Regions from separate parts of the Homo sapiens genome. Here region 2 is linked to region 1. The links are chromatin loops, found by intact Hi-C in ENCODE. Cell type or tissue: PC-9. All regions are shown on one strand. Each heading gives the region's core, and the rest is flanking DNA. Links, peaks and the distances in the headings are about the cores only.

Region 1 (10,563 bases), core at 1,117-9,116:
GGTCTCGAACTCCTGGGCTCAAGCGATCCTTCCTCCTCAGCCTCCCAAAATGTTGGGATTACAGGTGTGAGCCATGGAGCCCGGCAATGCCTAGATTTCTATCTTGGGAAACAATGAGTAGGACTTCTAAACACAGCAAACATGAGCAAGTTTGGAGGCCAAAAAAATTCATTTGCCACTTGTTTGCAACATTTTCATATAAATAGGGAAGAAATCACACTTAGGAATTCCACTGTCAGGGACAAGCCTACAAACTATCACCACTACTACTATACAACATTTCTTTTTTTTTTTTTTGAGATGGAGTTTCGCTCTTGTTGCCCAGGCTGGAGGGCAGTGGCGAGCGATCTCTGCTCACTGCAACCTACACCTCCTGGGTTCAAACGAGTCTCCTGCCTCAGCCTCCCAAGTAGCTGGGATTATAGGCATGCGCCACCATGCCTGGCTAATTTTGTAGTTTTAATAGAGACGGGGTTTCTCCATGTTGGTCAGGCTGGTCTTGAACTCCTGACCTCAGGTGATCTGCTCACCTTGGCCTCCCAAAGTGCTGGGATTACAAGTATGAGCCACCACGCCCAGCCACTATACATTTCATTGGCCAATATAAACAAGCAATATAAATTGCATTAGATAATGTAATTAGACAAGAAAAAGAAATAAAAATTGGAAAGATATATGTAAAATGTTTAATTTTATTTTATTTATTTTTGTTTTTATACATTTTTTAAAAATAGGGTTTCACCATGTTGCCCAGGTTGGCCTTGAACTCCTGGACTCAAGGGATCCACCTGCCTTTAGCCTCCCCAAATGGGATTACAAGAGTAAGCCACTGCACCCGGCCTGGTAAAATTATCTTTATTTGTCAATGACATGTTTGTATTCCAAGAGAACCCAAGTGAATCAACTGAAAAACTACTATAAACGATGAGAAGTCTCAGTAAGGAAAAAGGGTATAAAATTATTACACAAAAATCAATCCCCTTCATATATACAAACTGCATTAAGCTAAATTGCATTGTTCAATGTAATAACCACACCACATTGCCTATTTAATTTTAAATTTAAAACGAATTGTTGGGAATAATGTTCAAAATCCTAAGGAAATTGAACACTCAAACACAGGATTCTTAGCAAAGCAATTTTACTTCTGCGCAGAGGGGTGCTTCTCCTTGGCCAGTCGCCATGAGAGCACACCTGAACAATGGAGCACAAGAGCCTTTATTCCTGACGCAAGTCCTGCCCCTGTACCCTTTTCCCATTGGCTGGGATCGGGTCGTACACTCTAAACTAATCCTGGTTGGCTAAACATTTGAACTTTTTTTACATAAGGTGGGCATGTAAGGGAGAGAGGGGAAAGGGAGAGGGGTATCTGCAATAAGCGAGAGAGCTAGTCTTCTTTCCAAATAAGGAAAGGAATGTGAGCTGGTACTGATAACGCCTGGTACTGTGGCGTGTCTGGGCATGTAACAAAAGCAGAAAGGAAGAAAAAAAAAGAAAAAGAAAAAAGGGGTGGGTAGGGGGGTACTATAAATTAAAGAATAAAGGATTGATCAGGCTATTTGAAGAGAAACCTCATCATATCCCACATAATTGAAATCAAATAAATTTAAAAATCAATTCCTCAATCACGCTAATCACATTTTAAGGTCTCATTACCACATGTGACTGTTGGTTACTGTATTATAGAATATGCTGTATCAGAACATTTCAATCATTGCAGAAAGTTCTATTGTTCAGTGTTGACTTAGAAGATACAGTGAAAGAGGTGACCTCATTTATGAGAACAACAAAATGCTTCTGAATAAGAATGAAATAATTCTTTGTCAAACCACATAACTTAGTTTTTGGTCATGGGCCACCTGCATGGACCTCCCTGTATTTCAGGACATAGCTAAAGTATTATCTCTTTGGGAGTCTTTCTTGATGCTTCCAACCTGAGTCAAAGATTCCTCCAGGATCTCCTAGAGCAGAACACAGTTAACCTTCATTATTCACAGATTCCATATTTATGAATTTGTCTACTTGCTAACATTTATTTGTGACCCCCATATTTTTTTCATTGCTAGTGTATAGAAATACAATTAATTTTTTTATTATGAACTTTTTTTTTTTTTTTTTTGAGATGGAGTCTTGCTCTGTCACCCAGGCTGGAGTGCAGTGGCGTGATCTCAGCTCACTGCAGCCTCCACCTGCCGGGTTCAAGCGATTCTTCTGCCTCAGTCTCCCGAGTAGCTGGGATTACAGGCACCTGCCACCATGCCTGGATAATTTTTGTGTTTTTAGTAGAGACGGGGTTTCACTGTATTGGCCAGGCTGGTCTTGAACTCCTGACCTCAAGTTATCCACCCACCTCAGCCTCCCAAAGTGCTGGGACTATAGGCATGAGCCACCATGCCTGGCCTGAACTTTTATTTTAATTTATTTTATTTTATTTTATTTATTTCAGTAGGTTTTTGGGGAACAGATGGTGTTTGATTGCATGAATAATTTCTTTAGTGGTGATTTCTGAGATTTTTGTGCACCCATCATCCAAGCAGTGTACACAGTATCCAATGTGTAGCTTTTATCCCTCACTCCTCTCCCACCCTTTCCCATGAGTCTCCAAAGTCCATTGGATTATTCTTATGCCTTTGTGTACTCATAGCTTAACTCCCAACTCCCATATTAATACTCACGGTCATTCATGGATATGCACAGAGTGGCAAAAATTTCAAGTTGTCTAATGTGCATGTTCCCAGCTGAGGCTGAGCAAAGTGATGCCCTTCTTTTTTTTCACTTGGTGTTGTTTATTTAGTGCCATGTTTTTTCATTTTCATACTTTTTCTTGCCCCAAACAGAGTGCTGAAGTGTTGTCTAGTGTTTCTAAGCACAAGAAGGCTGTCGCTGTGGTTTGAATGTGTCCCCCAAATTTCACATGTTGGAAATTTAATCTCCAAATTTGTATGTTGATTGGAGATGGGGCCTTTAGGAGGTAATTGGGATTAGATAAGATAATCAGGATGGGACCTCTATGATGGGACTGGTGGTTTTACAAGGAGGGGAAGAGCGACCTGACCTAACACTTTTGCATGTGTTGTCCTCCACCATGTTATGATGTAGCAAGAAGGCCCTCACTAGATGCTGACACCATGCTCCTGGACTTCGCAGCCTCTAGAACTGTAAGAAAGAAATTTCTTTTCTTGATAAATTATCCAGTCTCAGGTATTCTGTTATTGCAACAGAAAATAGACTAAGACAGCCGTGATGTGCCTTACAGAGAAAATACATATGTTAGACAAGCTTCATTCAGGCATGAGTTGTAATGAGTTCAATGTCAATGAATCAACAATACCAATTAAATAAGGTGTCTTTAAATAGAAGCACATGTAAAACATGGTTATGTATTGATCATTTAATAAAAGTGTTGTGATCAGACCAGGTGCGATGGCTCATGCCTGTAATCCCAGCACTTTGGGAGGCCAAGGCGGGCAGATCAATTGAGGTCACAGGCTTGAGACTAGCCCGGCCAACATGGCGAAACCCCATATCTACTAAAAATACAAAATTTAAGCCAGGCGCGGTGGCATGCACCTGTAATAACAACTACTCAGGAGGCTGAGGCAGGAGTATCGCTTGAACCTGGGAGGTGGAGGTTGCAGTAAGCCAAGATTGCATCACTGTGGTAGGAGTTATTAAGAAGTTATTTTAGGCCGGGTGCGATGGCTCACGCCTGTAATCCCAGCATTTTGGGAGGCCGAGGTAGGCGGATCACCTGAGGTCGGGAGTTTGAGACCAGCCTGACCCACATGGAGAAACCCCATCTCTACTAAAAATACAAAATTAGCCAGACTTGGTGGCACATGCCTGTAATCCCAGCTACTTGGGAAGGCTGAGGCAGGAGAATCGCTTGAACCTGGGAGGTGGAGGTTGCGGTGAGCCAAGATAGTGCTATAGCACTCCAGCCTGGGCAAGAGCAAAACTCTGTCTCAAAAAAAAAAAAAAAAAAGCTATTTTAGGCAGATAGAGTGGAAAAGGGGTCCTGGGAGAGTTTTCATTTTCAAAGCAGCTCCAAAAACATTTCTTGTCTAGCATGAAAGCCCTGGCTCTTAGACCTGGGCAGCAACCTTTCATACGCAAATGCAGGCCATTAGAAGTTGGGTCCACCCAAACATGGGGATTCCTGCCCTCTTCTTCTTGCCCTTGCCCCATATATGCCTGGCAAAATAGCCACCCCCACATATCTCCATGTGTGTAGAACATCATGGTGCCCTGTATTTGCATATTAAAAGGCTAGGGTGGGAGGGCCAGTTTTTTTTGTGGGCTACATGAATGACATGCCTGGTCAAACTAATCCCCTGAGCCCTATGCAAATCAAACACCGCCTCCTCCAGCCTCTTCATATACCTTGTTAGTATCCATGGCACGTGAGATCTCCTCTCTTGGCTTTGGAGCCCCCCTCCCTCCGTCTCTGTACAAGAGAGCTTCTGCCTTCTTTCTTCTCCCTTCCTTCTTGCCTATTAAACCCTCCGTTCCTTAAAACCACTCCATGTGTGTCCGTGTCATTTTATCTAAACTGGCATGAGGACCAAGAGCCCTGGTGTTTTTTCACTCATCGGAGCCATATCATCACTGTACTCTAGCCTGGGCAACAGAGCGAGACTCCATCTCAAAAAAAAAAAAAAAGTATTATGATCAGAGGCTCTCAGGAACCTAATTTTGTATTTCCCATTTCCCCTAGGAACAATGGTCTAGTATTTGCTAATTCAGTGTTCATGGTGACTGTATGGAATATAATACAAGTCATAAGAACCAACTGTACATGTCTATGTCTCTTCTAGTCTTTGAGTTCCTAGGGCAGGACCCACCTTGGATCACAAGTCTTTGTATATCCAGGATCTAACACAATGCCTAGCACAAAGTGGAGTCATAAATATGTTGAAAAGAATGGAGGCAGGGAAGAGAGGAGAAGAAAGTGACAGGAGGTAGCAGTCAGAGAAGGTTTAGGACTGGGTGTGTTGGATAAGATCTAGAGCCTACCTTTTTCCCTCCAGGGCAGCTGGGCAGGGTTGCGTGGGGCTTATATCTCCAAGGCAATCAAGGAAGTCCCTGATTGCTGTGGCTTAAGGCTCTTTCTGGGGTGAGGCCCAAGCCCTAAAGAGGCCCAGCCCTGCCTGCTCACCATCCAGGAAATTGCCCTTTGTCTGGTAGAAATCCTGTTAAATTAGCCTGGGTTGAGTGGACTGGATTCCTGCCCCAAGGTGATCCAAGGGGGCCTGGGTGGCGTAGGAGGAAGCTGGGATGTCCTAGGGCTACTGAGGGTCAGAGAAATAGGAAAGGGCAGGACTGTTTGCCCTTACTGTGTTTCATAAGAGATGGGGAATGAGTCCTAAAGTCTCTCTTTCTCCTGTCTGCCACTACAGTCACCGCAGTCACTCTCCCAGTACCTTCCCCTTCAGTGACTCCCATCTGGCCCAGGTGGCCATCCGTGTGGCCTCAAAGGATGTCAGTACCAGAGAAGGCCCAAGAACTACCCAGCCTAGACTCCAGGCTCAGAGAGGACAAGGAAGTTGCACAAGGTCACACAGCCAGCCACAGGCAGAAGGAGAGAATCTGTCTCACTCCTAGCTCAGAGTTATTTTTGTTTTCCAACCAATTTTTTTTTTTTTTTGAGACAGAGTCTCACTCTGTTGCCCAGGCTGGAGTGCAATGGTACGATCTCGGCTCACTGCAACCTCCGCCTCCTGGGTTCAAGCAATTCTCCTGCCTCAGCCTCCCAAGTAGCTGGGATGTGCGCCATCACGCCCGGCTAATTTTTGTATTTTTCGTAGAGACGGGGTTTCGTCATTGTTGGTCAGACTGGTTTTGAACTCCTGACCTCAGGTGATCTGCCTGTCTCGGCCTCCCAAAGTGCTGGGATTATAGGTGTGAGGCACCGCGCCTGGCCATTTTTTCCCACCAAATTTATCAGTTCCTTCTTTTCTTTCTTTCTTTATTTCCTTTCTCTCGTTCTTTCTCCCTTTCTCCCTTTCTTCTTCCTTTCTTCCTTTTTCTTTTCTTTCTCTCTTTTTTTTTTTCAAGGTCTCACTCTGTCCCCTAAGCTGGAGTACAGTAGTGTGACCATGGCTCACTGCAACCTCGAAATCCTGTGCTCAACAAATCCTCCTGCCTCAGCATCCTGAGTAGCTGGGACTAGAGGCGTGCCACCTTGCCCAGCTAATTATTTTATTTTTTGTAGAGACAGGGTCTCCCTATGTTGTCCAAGTTGGTCTTAACTGCTGAGCTCAAGTGACCCTCCCTCCTTGGCCTCCCAAAGTACTGAGATTACAGATGTGAACCACCTCCTGGCCTGTCCGTTTCTTAAGAACCAAGACTTTTGTCCTGTGTCCTTCCCTCCCTTTTCACTGCCATCAGGGCTCAGACTCCAGAGCTAGTCCTCCAGCAATCTATGGCTTTCAGCAGATGGGTTTGGCCATTTCTGTTAACACAAAGGGACAACTCATAGTGTGGGAGGGGCTGTTCTACTCCTTGCTGTTCCTTAAAGGAGTAGCAGAGGCAGAGGACGAGACCTAGGCTGTCTAATCCAACCCCACCTGATGCGTGGATGCCTGTGGCTGCCTTCTGCTTGCTCATGCCTTTGGCAGCCAGCTCATTTTGGCTCAAGGCAGCCTGTTTCATTTGTGGAGAAGGGCATAAAAAAAGGTTTCCTTCATCTTGAAAGCTATCTCCTTGTGGCTTGTCCCCACAGATTCTAGATCCTCTCTTTGGCATCTGCACAATACAACCCTTCTCTTTGTCCCATGGAAGACCTGCATAAATTTGAAGACAGATCTTGTCCCTAGAAATGAGATCAAGGCCTGTCATTCTTCTAGTTATACTTGTTTTAGTAGTCTATAAAGACCAAGCATTTATTTTGCTTTTGTAATTAAAAATAAACAAAAAACTCCTTACTTTTCAATGTTTTATTGAGATATAATTTACATTCAGGAGGCTGGGCGCGGTGGCTCACGTCTGTAATCCCAGCACTTTGGGGAGGCCAAGGCGGCTGGATCACCTGAGGTCAGGAGTTCGAGACCAGCCTGGCTAACATGGTAAAACCCCGTCTCTACTAAAAATACAAAAATTAGCCGGGTATGGTGGTGCATGCCTGTAATCCCAGCAACTCGGGAGGCTGAGGCAGGAGAATTGTTTGAACCTGGGAGGCGGAGGTTGCAGTGAGCGGAGATCGCACCACTGTACTCCAGCCTGACAACAGAGTGAGACTCCGTCTCAAAAAAAAAAAAAAAAAAAGAAATCTTTACTTACCCCAATATCAAAAAAATTATCTTATGTTTTTATTTAGAAGTTGTTTTATTGTTGTTTTATACTTTTTTTATTTAGGTCTATGATCCACTCAAATTAATTTTTGTGTATAGTGTGAGTTAAGGGTCAGAGTTTATTTTTCTCTGTACTTATCCAATTATTCCAGCACCTTTTATTAAAAGGACGTCCCTCCCCTACTTGATTACAGTGGCATAAATCAAAAGAACCTATATGTGTAGGTCCATTTTTGGACTCTATTTTTTTTTTTTTTTTTTTTTTGAGACAGAGTCTTGCTCTGTCGCCTAAGCTGTAGTGCAATGGTGCGATCTCGGCTCAATGCAACCTCCATCTCCCGGGTTCAAGCAATTCTCCTGCCTCAGCCTCCCCAGTAGCCGGGATTACAGGCACACGCCACCACACCCGGCTAATTTTTGTATTTTTAGTAGAGGCGGAGTTTCACCATATTGGTCAGGCTGGTCTCAAACTCCTGACTTCAGGTGATCCACCTGCCTCGGCGTCCCAAAGTGCTGGGATTACAGGCATGAGCCACCGTGGCTGGCCCTGGACTCTTTATCCTGTTCAAGTGATCTACTCAGCTATTCTTACTCCAAGAGTCCCCTGTCTTAATTACTATAGATTTATATAGTAAATGTTGAAATTTGGTAGTGTAAGTCTTTCAACTTCAAGGTTTTGTTTTGTTTTGTTTTTGAGATGGAGTTTCACTCTCTCCCAGGCTGAAGTGCAATGGCGCGATCTTGGCTTATTGCAACCTCCACCTCCCAAGTTCAAGCGATTCTCCTGCCTCAGCCTCCCAAGTAGTTGGGACTACAGATGCCCGCCATCATGCCCAGCTAATTTTTTTGTACTTTAAGTAGATAGGGGGTTTCAGCATATTGGCTAGGTTGGTCTTGAACTCCTGACCTCAGGTGATCTGCCTGCCTTGGCCTCCCAAAGTGCTGGGATTACAGGTATGAGTCACCATGCCTGGCCAAACTTCAAGGTTTTTGGATTGTCCATATGTATTTTGGAATCAGCTTGTCAATGTATGCGTGTGCACACACACACACACACACATACACACACAGAATGTGCTGGGAGTTTGATGGAATTACACTGAATCTATGAACTAATTGGAAAAAACTGGCATCTTAACAATATTGAGTCTTCTAATTTATGAACATGAAATATCTGTCCATTTATTTAGGTCGTGTTTAATTTATGTCAAGAATGTCTTATAGAAACAGGCATGGTGGTGCATGCCCGTAGTCCCAGCTACTTGGGAGGCTGAGGCAGGAAGATCACCTGAGCCAGGGAGTTTGAGACCAGCCTGGCCAAAATAGTGAGACACTGTCTCTTAAAAAAGAGAGAGGGCCGGACGCGGTGGCTCACACCTGTAATCCCAGCACTTTGGGAGGCCAAGGCGGGTGGATCACAAGGTCAGGAGTTCGAGACCAGCCTGGCCAAGAAGGTGAAACCCCATATCTACTAAAAATACAAAAAATTAGCCGGGTGCAGTGGCAGGCGCCTGTAATCCCAGCTACTCGGGAGGCTGAGGCAGGAGAATCGCTTGAACTCGGAGGGCGGAGGTTGCAGTGAGCTGAGATCGCGCCACTGCACTCCAGCCTGAAAACAGAATGAGACTCTGTCTCAAAAAAAAAAAAAAAAGAGAGAGAGAGAATGTTTCAGGTTGAGGTCTTTTTTTTTTTCTTTGAACATTTATTATGATTCTTTTTACATTTTTTGTAGAGGTGGGGTCTTGCTATGTTGCCCAGGCTGGTCTCCAACTCCTGGGCTCAAGCAATTCTCCCACCTCAGACTCCCAAAGTGCTGGGATTATAGGCATGAGCCACCACTCCTGGCCACAGGTTAAAATCTCAAACATCTTTCAATAGATTTATTCCTAAGTATTTGATATTTTTGATACTGATGTAAATGATATTTTTTGTAAATTTCATTTTCTAATTTTTTTGTTGCTATTATAAAGAAATACATTTGTATGTTGATCTCATATCCAGTAGTCTTGCTAAATTCACATATTAATTATATGAAACCTCTACATTTTTAATTTTGAAAACATTTGCATTGATCTTAAAGTTCAAGCTAGTATTTTGATTATTTTAAAACTTCCTAGGCCGATGGGCGCAGTGGCTGATGACTGTAATTCCAGCACTTTGGGAGGCCAAGGCAAGAGGACTGCTTGAACTCGGGAGTCTGAGACCAGCTTGGGCAACATGGTGAAACTCTGTCTCCACAAAAATACAAAAATTAGCCAGGCATGGTGGTGCATTCCTATGGTCCCAGCTACTCGGGAGGCTGATGCGGGAGGATTGCTTGAGCTCATGATTGCACCACTGCACTCCCGCCTGGGTGACAGAGAAAGACCCTGTTTCAGAAAAACAAAAACATCCTATTCTTTGACCGTCACCTTTTATCTTTCTGGCTCACTCTCTCTAATACTCTGAATCCAATAATTTGTCAACGTCTTCATGACATCCAACCCATTGACCCTATCACCTTTTCATTGCCCTTTAACTTATCATCTTACACATCTTAGATTCCACAGTCTCATTAGTATTATTTTCTCGTTCCCTTTCCCCGCCACAGATCTTGCCTGGATTTACTCGTGTTTAAATCCAAAGCTCAGGCTCAATCTGATTGCTTCAGTCTATTCAGGCTGCTATAACAAAATGCCAAAGACCAGGTGGCTTAAACGACAAGTATTTACTTTTCATAGTCCTGGAGGCTGGGAAGTCCAGGATCAAATGCTGGCAGATTTTGTTCCCAGTGAGGACCCTCTGCCTTGCATGCAGATGGCCACCTTCTCTCTGTGTCCACACATGCTAGAGAGAGAGCATGCTCTGGGCTGTCTTACTCTTCTTATAAGGACACTAATACCATCATAGGGAAGCTACCCTCATAATTTCATCTAAACCTAACTACCTCCAAAAAGCCCTGCCTCTAAATACCATTATAATGATGATTAGGGCTTCAACATATGAATTTGGGGGGTTCTCAACCCAGTCCATACCAATGGTTGAGAAAAATACATGATATTCACTAGTTTCACTCTAAATGGGCCAGTAATGCTGCTCATTTCCCTAATCGTTTGTTCTCCCACTCTCTTAACCAACTATTTCACTCTTACTTCCTCAAGCCCCCAAAGTCTCCTCCCTATTCTCACTCTCAACTGATGATTTTGCTTCTTATTTCATTAGAAAAGCAATCAGAAAAGAACCTCTACCACTCTCCCACCACATCTACCTACCCCTAGCATCTGTGCCCACA
Region 2 (10,563 bases), core at 768-8,767, 50 kb after region 1:
GATTACAGGCGTGAGCCACCATGCCACACCTCAATGTCCTTCCAGCCTCAGTCAGCCAGGTGGTTTCAAAGCCAATTCCACATTTTAGGCTTTCATTATGGTAGCACCCATACCAAACTTTTTCTTAGAAACAGCTAAAAGCTGCATAAATTTGAGTCCTCTCACAAGTTCAAGGCAGATAGTTACTCAAGAGATTGAGGCTGAGGACGGGAGGCGGCTTGAGCCCAGGAGTTCGAGGTTACAATGAGATATAATTGAGCCACTGCACTCCAGCCTGGGTGACAGAGTAAGGCTCTGCCTCTAAAAAAAGAAAAGAAAAAAGTTCAAGTGGAAAATGGCAGTGAAAAGATAAGAAGCAGCAGGAGTAGACAGGGAGAATCTTCAGGCCATGGTGCAGGACTGACACCCGTGAGAGGAGAGAAGGAAAGAAGGAGGATTGGGTAGGAAGAGGCTCCGAGTGTTAGTGCAGCTCTGAAAAAACTCTTGGCCAGGCTGATTGCCCAGTGAAGGAGTCCCACATAAGGCAGAAATGGCCCAGCTGTAGTATGCCCTGGAGCTCGGTCATTGGCTGGGATGAATCCAGGGAAAGCGTGCCTTGGCAAGAATGCTGTGGCAAATCCCAGAGGTACGGCAGTTACCTCTACACCTCACAGCAGATTCTCTTTGTGAAGGTGGATGTAAGACATTGTGCACACAGTCCACCCCTTGGTCACATAGCCCATCCCTTGCACTGCCAAGATCCACCTGCCCCACATCATTGGAGAGAAGTTCCTCTACAGCTCTCACAGGCCTCTCTTCCTGAGGAGAAACCTGAATGAGTGAGGTTAGGGGGATGAACCATAGCCCCTATTGTTGCAGATGGTTGAGTTGTCTTTTTTTAAAAAAAAAAAAAATCAATTTATAAGACTGGGTGCAGTGGCTCACACCTGTAATCCTACCACTTTGAGAGGCTGAGGAGGGAGGATTGCTTGAGCCCAAGACCACCCGGGGCAACATAGTAAGACCTCATCTCTACAGATAATTTAAAAAATTAGCTGGGTAGGTGAGCCACTGTGCCTGACCATACATTTTATTTAACATATGAAATGCCCAGAATAGGCAAATCTATAGAGACAAGTAGATTAGTGATTGCCTATGGTTGGGCAGGGAGAGTTGTGGGGTGCTGTGTTCTGAATGTGTCCCCAAGATTCATATGTTGATACTGAATCACCAATGTAATAGTATTAAGAGGTGGGGCCTTTAGGAGATGACTAATAAGGGCCGAGCCCTCATGGATGGCATTAAGGCCCTTATAAAAGGGCTTGAGTTGGTGGGTTCCATCTCTTCTGCCATGTGAGAAGGTCCTCACCTGATGCCAAACACCAGTGCTTTGATCTTGGACTTCCAAGCCTCTAGAACTGTGAGAAATGTCTACTATTTATAAATTATTCAGTCTCATGTATTTTGTTGTAGCAGCACAAACAGACTAAGACAGAGGTGGCAGGGGTGAGGGGGGACAGAGTATGACCATTAATGGGTACCAGGTCCCTTTTTGGGGTGATAAAAATGTTCTAAGATTGATCATGGTAAAAGTTGTACAACTCTGTGAATATACTAAAAACATCGAATTGTATGTTTTAAATGGGAGACTTGTATGGTATGTGGATTATATCTCAATAAAGCTGATATATATGTGTGTGTATATATATATGTGTATATATATGTGTATATATATGTGTGTATATATATGTGTGTGTATATATATATATATATATACACACACACACACACACACATATCTATATCTAGGACCAGGACTTACTTGGCTTGGCTTGAAAATAAAACTGTTTTCACTGTCAGCCTCTCCAGATGGTAAATGATTCTAAAGTTAAGAAATGGCTCTGGGCAGAAGTAAAATCCAAGACACTGTCAGGAAAATATTATCTAAAAAAGAAGTTAAAGGTTAAGACCTTTATAGAATGCTTTATAGGATGCTTTATAGAATCCATCTGATAGAAAAAAAAGTCTCTCCAAAGATCTTAAGGACATTTTGGAGCAGTCTCTCAAGGGAAGGAAGTGCTTATCTCAAAGAGATTTATGAGAGTAGCTTTTGTTGGAGTGGATAATAAATTCATGCATAAGGAACCCACAAAGCTTCTAAGAGAATTGCTCTGGCAGAAGCATCTATCAGCTAGGACTAATGGGGACATAGACAGTACAAAATGGAAAGATGCCTTTTATAGGGAGGAATCAGGCTGAGAAGGCTACTCAGATACAAACTCAATTTTCTTATAGAAAAGGAAGGATGATTCAGAGTGTAACCAAGAGCCCAGATATTGGAGCTGAAACCACAATGAACAACTCTCCGGCAATTGGACTAAGCTCTAATCAACCTACATCAGTTGGATTTCAGAGTTGTCTCTGCTGTATGCCTCCCATTTTCCCTTGTTTTGAAGGGGAGCAACTCTAGAGCAACTCTAGCCATGGGAGCAACTGTAGAGCAACTCTAGCCTTTCCCACCATTGTATGTAGGATGTGTATAGGAGGCAAATAAGTTGCCTCGTTAATTCATATATTTGATATGTAGGAAACAAATGGCAGAGATAGATCAATTAGATAAATTGAGAGGCTCTTAAGATAGTCCAGGCAAGAGATGATGGTAGCTTGGAGTAGGTAGCAGTGAAGAAAATGAGTAAGTAGAGAGATTCAGAATATATTTTGAAGTTAGAGCCAATGGTCTTTGCTCATATATTGGAAACGGGACATAAGAGGAATAGAAGAGTCGAATCAAATTCAACTCTTCAATATTTAGCTTGAAGAGCTGGGTTAATAAGTTTCCCTTCAACTGCTTTTGTTTGTCCACTCTCAGAGGAAAATTTTTAAGCGTAACCTACACTGCTCTCCCCCTTTTCTCACCTCCCACTTCCCATTACACTTTATCTAGTCTCTGCCTACTACCAGTCTGCAAAAAATGCTTCTGAAAATATCGCCAAAGGCCACCATGTCTTAAAATCCAATGGATACTTTTTAATCCTTTTTATGTGATCACTCTATTTTATTTAGTACAGGTATCCACTGCCTTTTTGAAATGTTTCTTCCCTTGGCTTTTTTGGACCATGTAGTTTTCTGACTTTCTGCTAACTCTCTAATTGCTCCTTTTCAATCTTCTTTTCTGGCTTCTAACTCTTTGTATAGCTCTGTGCAGAGCTCTGGCTGACCCTTTTCTTGCCTCACTCTGTACTCTTTCAATCTTAGAACTCCACGGCCAAGTGCAGTGCCTCATGCCTGTAATCCCAGCACTTTGGGAGGCCAAGGTGGGCAGATCACTTGAGACCAGAAGTTCAAGACCAGCCTGGCCAACATGGTGAAACCCTGTCTCTACTAAAAATACAAAAATTAGGGCTAGGTGCGGTGGCTCATGCCTATAACCCCAGCACTTTGGGAGGCCGAGGTGGGCGGATCACCTGAGGTCAGGAGTTTGAGACCAGCCTGGCCAACATGGTGAAACCCCATCTTACTAAAAATACAAAAATTAGCTGGGCATGGTGGGCACCTGTAATCCTAGCTACTCAGGAGGCTGAGGCAGGAGAATCGCTTGAACCTGGGAGGTGGAGGTTGCAGTGAGCTGAGATCGCACCATTGCACTCCAGCCTGAACAACAGTGCAAGACTACATCACACACACACAAAAAAAAAGCTGGGCGTGGTGGCATGCACCTGTAATCCCAGCTACTGGGGGTGAGAGTGGGGCAGCTAAGGCATGAGAATTGCTTGAACCCTGGAAGCAGAGGTTGCAGTGATCCAAGATTGTGCCACTGAACTCCAGTCTGGGTGACAGAGCAAGCCTCTGTCTCAAAAAAAAAAAAAAAAAAATCTTGGAACTCTTAAGTCCACACCTTCTGGCCAGACTTGCCTTCTGAACTTCAGTCCTGCGTATTCAGGAAATCTCATAGACACCTTAAATTGAACATGTCTCATACAGAACTTATCACCTTTTACCATCAACTTCCTCATCCTCTAGTGCTCCCAGTGTCTGTAAGGAAATACTATCCACCCAGCTGCTCAAACCAGAGAACTAAAAGTCCACTTGACTACTCCCTCTCTCTCACATACACACACACACACCCATAAAAGATCAGTCACTAGCTTCCGTCATTTCCACCTCCTAGATCACTCACTCTCAAATCTGTCCACTCCTTTTTTCTTTTTTCTTTCTTTTTTTTTTTGAGACGGAGTTTCTTTCTTGTTGCCCAGGCTGGAGTGCAATGGACAATCTTGGCTCACCACAACCTCTGCCTCCCAAGTTCAAGCGATTCTCCTGCCTCAGCCTCCCGAGTAGCTGGGATGACAGGCATGCACCACCATGCCCAGCTAATTTTTGTATTTTTAGTAGAGACAGGGTTTCTCCTTGCGGATAAAGCTGGTCTCGATCTCCCGACCTCAGGTGATCCGCCCACCTTGGCCTCCCAAAGTGCTGGGATTACAGGCGTGAGCCACCGCGCCCGGCTAAATCTGTCCACTTCTTTTCATCCCTACTGCTGCCACTGCAGTCCAAGCCATCATCATCTCTTGCCTGGACTTCTTCAACAGCTAACTTCTCTGGCCTCCTTGCATTCACTTTGGCCCTTCTTCATGCTATGGCTAGAATGTTCTTGTTCAAACACAAATAGGACCGTGCATGTTCTCAGTTTAAAGTCCTTCAGTGACTTCCCTTGGAATAGATTTCAAAATCTTTAATATAACACACAGGTTGTGCATGATCTGGACCCTGCTATTTATTTTGCCTCAGTCTCATCTCATTTCCTTTTATTCTCTGTGCTCAACCACACTAATCTTTTCTCAATTCCTTGAACCTACCATGCTGTCTCTCACCTTTGGGACTTCATACTTTTCCTCTCTGCTCTATTCTGTTGTCTGGCTAATTCATACTCATCCATCAGATCTCATATTAAATAGCATTTCCTCAGGGCATCCTGCCCTAATCCTTCCAGATTAAATCAGCTCGCCCTGTTATGTGTTTCCTTATACTTCTGAACTTCTGTTTGGCAGCACTTTGCTTATGATTCTTGTAATTATTTAGTACAGTATCTGTTTGGTGTCTGTCTTTGTCACTAGATTGTTAGCTCCAAGATGACAGACTGTGCCTGTTTTATTCACCATTGTATCCACAGTTTTCAGCAGTGCCTGGCATGCAGTTAGATGCTTACTAAATATTTGCGGTCTTAGGGCACAGCGAGGGAAGACTTAAGTAGCACTGGACTTTGGCCACAGGCCAGAACTGTCTGTGACTACACCCACCCCCATGCTCCCCTAAGAAAACTTGTAAGAGTCAGGGGAAATGGAATTACTTTATGATTTCATGTACTGCCTATGGCAACATGATAACATATTCATTATAATTTTACTTATTAGAGTGAACAATTAGAAAAAAAATCCCTAGGGCTGGGCATGGTGGCTCACACCTGTAATCCCAGCACTTTGGGAGGCTGAGGCGAATGGCTCGCTTGAGGCCAAGAGTTCGAGAGCAGCCTGGCCAACATGGTGAAACCCCATCTCTATAAAACATACAAAAATTCGCCAGGCATGGTGGCATGTGCCTGTAATCCCAGCTGCTTGGGAAGCTGAGGCAGGAGAATCGTTTAAACCTGGGAGATGGAGGTTGTAGTGAGCCAAGATAGCACCACTGCACTCCAGCCTGGGTGAAAGAGCAAGACTCTGTCTCAATAATAATAATAATGTAGTGAATCCTTAATTTTCAAGTAAATACATTGCATGGGGCCCTGATACGTAAAATGCATTAAAATGAAGCCAGTCTAGTTAAATGGGGGATGGGACAGAACTTAATCTCTTGGGCCTCCCCAGCTTTTCCTTTCCCTTTCCTTTCCCCATTTTTCTTTCTTTCTTCCCCCACACCTTGAAGGCTTTCCAATCCCTATCTCTGTTCTCTCTTTTAAAGCCAGGGCATCATTTCTATCCCAAGTTTCCATGAGGTACTGCAAATACTTTGTTGTGTTGTTGCTGTTAAACTGGCTCAAGTTGGTTTTCTGTTACTTGTAATTTTATTTTGTTTTGTTTTGTTTTTGAGACAGGGTCTCACTCTGTCACCCAGGCTGGAGTGCAGTGGCATGATCTTGGCTTACTGCACTTCAACCTCCACCTCCCGGGTTCAAACAATTCCCCTCCCACCTCAGCCTCCCGAGTAGCTGGGACTACAGGTGCAAGCCACCATGCCTGGCTAATTTTTTGTATCTTTTGGTAGAGACAGGGTTTCACCTTGATGGCCAGGCTGGTCTCGAACTCCTGACCTCAAGTGATCCGCCAGCCTCAGCCTCCCAATGTGCTGGGATTACAGGCATGAGCCACCATGCCCAGCTTGTTACTTATAATTTAAAAAAAAAACCTTAAACAATACTGTTGCAGCTTATGATTCAGTTATGTAATAGAAAGAACACTGGCTCTGGACTCAGAAAACTCTGGTTTCAAATCTAGGTCCTGACTTTGAACAAGTTAATCATTTTCAACTTCAGTTTTCTAATCTGCAAAGGGGATAATCCTAGCTTTCACCATTAAAAGACAAAACACTAATATGTTAAAAGACCCATTATTGAGCAAGCTCTCAAGAAATGTTAAATAAGTAAGATTAAAGTCTTATTCAGAACCTCCCCTATCCGTCCAACTTGAAGGAATGAATAACTGAATTCAGTGCAGCCAAAATTAGCAAGGCTGCCATCTTGTGGTGACTCACTGGCACATTGTCCAATGTTATTGAGCGGAGTTGAAGCAAGATGTTCTAGAAACTAAAGCTACATAAAAGGATAGCAGACATACCAGAGAGGCATTGGAATAAAGATAATAACTAAGACTGGACTTTTAGGAACTGGCATATGCAGCAGAGAAGTCAGGGAAAGCGACAGAAAGAAGTGGCTGATGAAGGAGAAGCAAATAAATATATAATTGTGCAGTGTATCACTCCAGCCAGAGTTGACTTCCATACTGGAGTTGATAATTAACATGATCTTACTTCTTTTTTTTTTGAGATGGGGGTCTCACTATGTCACCCAGGCTGGGGTGCTGTAGTGTGATCTCGGCTCACTGCAACCTCTGCCTCCTGGGTTCAAGAGATTCTCCTGCCTCAGCCTCCCAAGTAGCTGGGATTACAGGCATGTGCTACCATGCCCAGCTAATTTTTGTATTTTTAGTAGAGATGGGGTTTTGCCATGTTGGCCTGGCTGGTCTCAAACTCCAGACCTCAGGTTATCCACCCACCTCGGGCTCCCAAAGTGCTAGGTTTACAGGAGTGAGCCACCTGTCCCAGCCAGATCTTACTTCTTTTTTCAAGACTTCAGAAGCCATTAACAAATCCAGCCGATACCATTATCCTTTTAATACCATTGCCCCCACGCCACAGCTCAACAGTGCTCCTTCTGGAGGCTCTAGGGGAAAATGTGGCCTTGGTCACATCACTGTGACCTCTGCTTTCATTGTAATATTGCTTCTTCTGAGCTTCGTCTGACTTCTGAGCTTTGTCTGACTTCTGAGCTTCTTGACTCTGACTTTCCTGTTTCCCTCTTTCCCTTACAAGGATCCATGTGATTACATTGGGCCTACCTGGATGGGCCTACCTGGATAATCTAGGATAATCTCCTCATCTCAAGATTCTTAATTTAACCACATTGCAAAGTCCCCTTTCCCATTTATGGTAAGATAGTCACAGGTCCCAAAGATTAGGATGTGCACACCTTTGGAGCACAATAGTTCTGCATACCACAGTGCATTTTTCTCAACTCTACATTCAGTGACATAACCTTGGTAGCTTGCAATTGATTGTAGTGAGAGTATTTACACCACAAAAGTTGCCAATTGCTACAAATCAGGGCTATCTCCCATGGACAGCCTGATGTTAAACTTAACCTGCACCGGTTATGATGGTTAGCTCAGGTAAATGGGTCTATTTTCAAGGTAAAAGAGAAATGTCACTATACAATAGCTTGTAGGATTATGCATATAACCCAAAGAATACTAGGGGTACCTCCTACTTCTTCTAAATCCGGTGCTAAAAATTAATGGAAAATTGTGAAAACATTATACAGGATGGACCACCAAGGTCTCCAATCCCACAAGAAAGAGGGTTTGGTCACCTATAGGAAACTCAGTTATAGCCCCAAACAGAAGCTATATGATTAAGTTCTAGTCAATGAAATGTAAGTGAAATTAATATTTCCCACTTCTAGATCAGGATGTTTAGGACAGTGGCATGCCTTCTTCATGCCTCTTTCTCTTTCCATCTCTATGACACTAGTGAACTGAGGTGCTGGCTGAAGACAAAGAAGATATAGAATGGGTAGTGGATATATGAAGTCAAAGATAACTAAGGCTTTGTGATCAGTTACAGAAAGTTTTTCGCCAAGCCAGTTAAGTATCTACATGTTGTATTGAATTTTCTTCTCCTTTCATTTCCCTTTCTCCCATGAATATATATAGGGTGTGGCACGTTATAGTGGTTAACTTTAAAGTTCAGTCCACATGGTGGCACACGCCTGTAATTCCAGCTACTCGGGAGGCTGAGGCAGGAGAATCGCTTGAAGCTGGGAGGCAGAGGTTACAGTGAGGTGAAATCAAGCCTTAGCACTCCAGCCTGTGTGACAGAGTGAGACTCCATCTCAATAAATAAATAAATAAATAAATAAATAAAGTTCAGTCCATACAGACTATTGAGGCAGGATTATTATGAACTGGAGAAAGAATGAACATGATTCAGAGATCCTGGACTTGTTGCTGGATGAAGTTACTGATGAGGATTTGAGATAATTTCTTTTTGGGGGGTAGAAGGTGAGTATAGTGAGTACAATTTAGGTTATAAAAGGGAGGGTTGTTTCAGTTTGGAGTTTTGTTTTGTTTTTTGAAGTGTAAGTAGAGAAAGAAGGGTGTATTTCGATGTCAGGCAGTCACAAGTGTTTATTATAGTGGACACCTATCATTCTTATTGTACACTCAGAATCTGTAACCCCTTTGTATGTTTGGACAATATCCCAAACATAAGAGACAGAGAGACAAGACAGTGAGCACGCACCTTACACTATCAAAGCTGGCAGTGCTCACTGTCACTTTCCGCGTGTAGCAGACTCAGCCAATTCCATTCTCTTTAATTTGGATTCCCTAACACAAGTAAGTTAGGGAAAGGAGAAAAGCTAACTTGGGTTTGTTAATGAGTGGTTACTGCTATGGATAACTGGGCTTAGGCCCTCTAGGGGCCCTCAAAAACACCGTGAAATGCATCTGTGTTCCTCTCAGGGGCAAACAAGCTGAAGTATTTGCTGTTAGATCTGGCTATGAGACAGGAAGCAGGGTATGCTTTGTGGGTTCCTTAGAAAATGTCAGCTTTCCCATTTCAAACGCTGCACATTCCCCTTCCTCTTTCCTTGTCCCTTAAACCTGATTTGATGGCACTAGGGCTGCAACAGCCAACTTGCAACCACAAGGGTAAGGTGAAGTGAATTGCAGAAATATCAGCTCTGACATTACTGAGCCAGTAAAACTGCCTACCTTCATTTTTCTTGTATGTGAGAAAAACTGACTTTAAAAAGGTGACTACAGTCAAGTTTTCTGTTATCTGTGGGCAAAAGCATTCACATTCGTAACTGATTTATTTGGTCTCATTTACAGCCAAGGGCACAGGCCCAATTTTGCTTTTGTGGGTTTTTTTATTTAAAATTTTTTTCCTTGAGATGAGGTCTCACTATGTTGCTTAGGCTGGTCTTGAACTCTTGGGCTCAAGTGTTCCTACCACCCCAGCCTCCCAGAATGCTGGGAATACAGGCATGAGCCACCACACCTGGCCTAACTTTGAGTCCAAAGGTCGCAATACAGGCCAGGTGCAGTGGCTCATGCCTGTAATCCCAGCACTTTGGGAGGCCAAGGCAGGAGGATTGCTTGAGGCCGGGAGTTCCTGACCAGCCTGGGCAACATAGCAAGATTCCAGCTCTACAAAAAATACAAAAAGTAGCTAGTCATGGTGGCATGTGCCTGTAGTCCCAGGTACTCCTCCGGAGGCTGAGGTGGGAGGATCACTTGAATCCAGGAGTTAAAGGCTGCAGTGAGTTATGATTATACCACTGCACTCCAGCCTGGCTAAGAGCAAGATTCTGTCTTAAAAAAAAAAAAAAAAAAGAAGGCCGGGTACGGTGGCTCACACCTGTAATCCCAGCACTTTGGGAGGCTCAGGCGGGCAGATCACATGGTCAGGAGTTTGAGACCAGCCTGACCAATGTTGTGAAACCCCCCTTCACTAAAAATACAAAAATTAGCCTGGCATGGTGGTGTGTGCCTATAATCCCAGCTACTCTGGAGGCTGGGGCAGGAGAATCGCTTGAACCTGGGAGGTGGAGGTTGCAGTGAGCTGAGATCATGCCACTGCACTCCAGTCTGGGTGATAGAGCAGGACTCTGTCTCAAAAAAAAAAAAAGAAAAAAAAAGTTAGCAATACAAAGAAGCAGGAACTGTGGGAAAACTTTCTGGGGATGGGGACAGTAGTAGTAGTTCTGGTGGCACCATCCAGTATGTTGACACTTTAGACCTTATTTTGCTT

The links. Hi-C counts contacts between places; a loop is a spot of excess contacts. Peaks named below come from ENCODE experiments on the same cell type or tissue, not always from the same donor. Only the 100,000 strongest peaks of a DNase experiment are listed, where the experiment ranks them.
Region 2: it touches region 1 in a loop (6-fold over the local background); 36 of 110 quality-filtered maps call a loop at or near these places.

The regions. Positions count from the first base shown.
Region 1 is chr1:39,975,599-39,986,161 of GRCh38, forward strand. No RefSeq gene overlaps it. Among named protein-coding and RNA genes, the nearest start is that of MFSD2A, 26 kb to the left of the region's middle. RefSeq lists an enhancer at 4,775-5,628. In PC-9, for the core only: no CTCF peak of the experiment used is centred there; DNase peaks (open chromatin) are centred at 1,813, 5,233 and 6,523; H3K27ac peaks cover 2,636 bases.
Region 2 is chr1:40,025,765-40,036,327 of GRCh38, forward strand. All of the region lies in intron 2 of LOC105378669 (a long non-coding RNA gene), which reads right to left. Among named protein-coding and RNA genes, the nearest start is that of CAP1, 9.7 kb to the right of the region's middle. In PC-9, for the core only: a CTCF peak has its summit at 6,721 (motif pointing left); DNase peaks (open chromatin) are centred at 3,937 and 5,117; H3K27ac peaks cover 666 bases.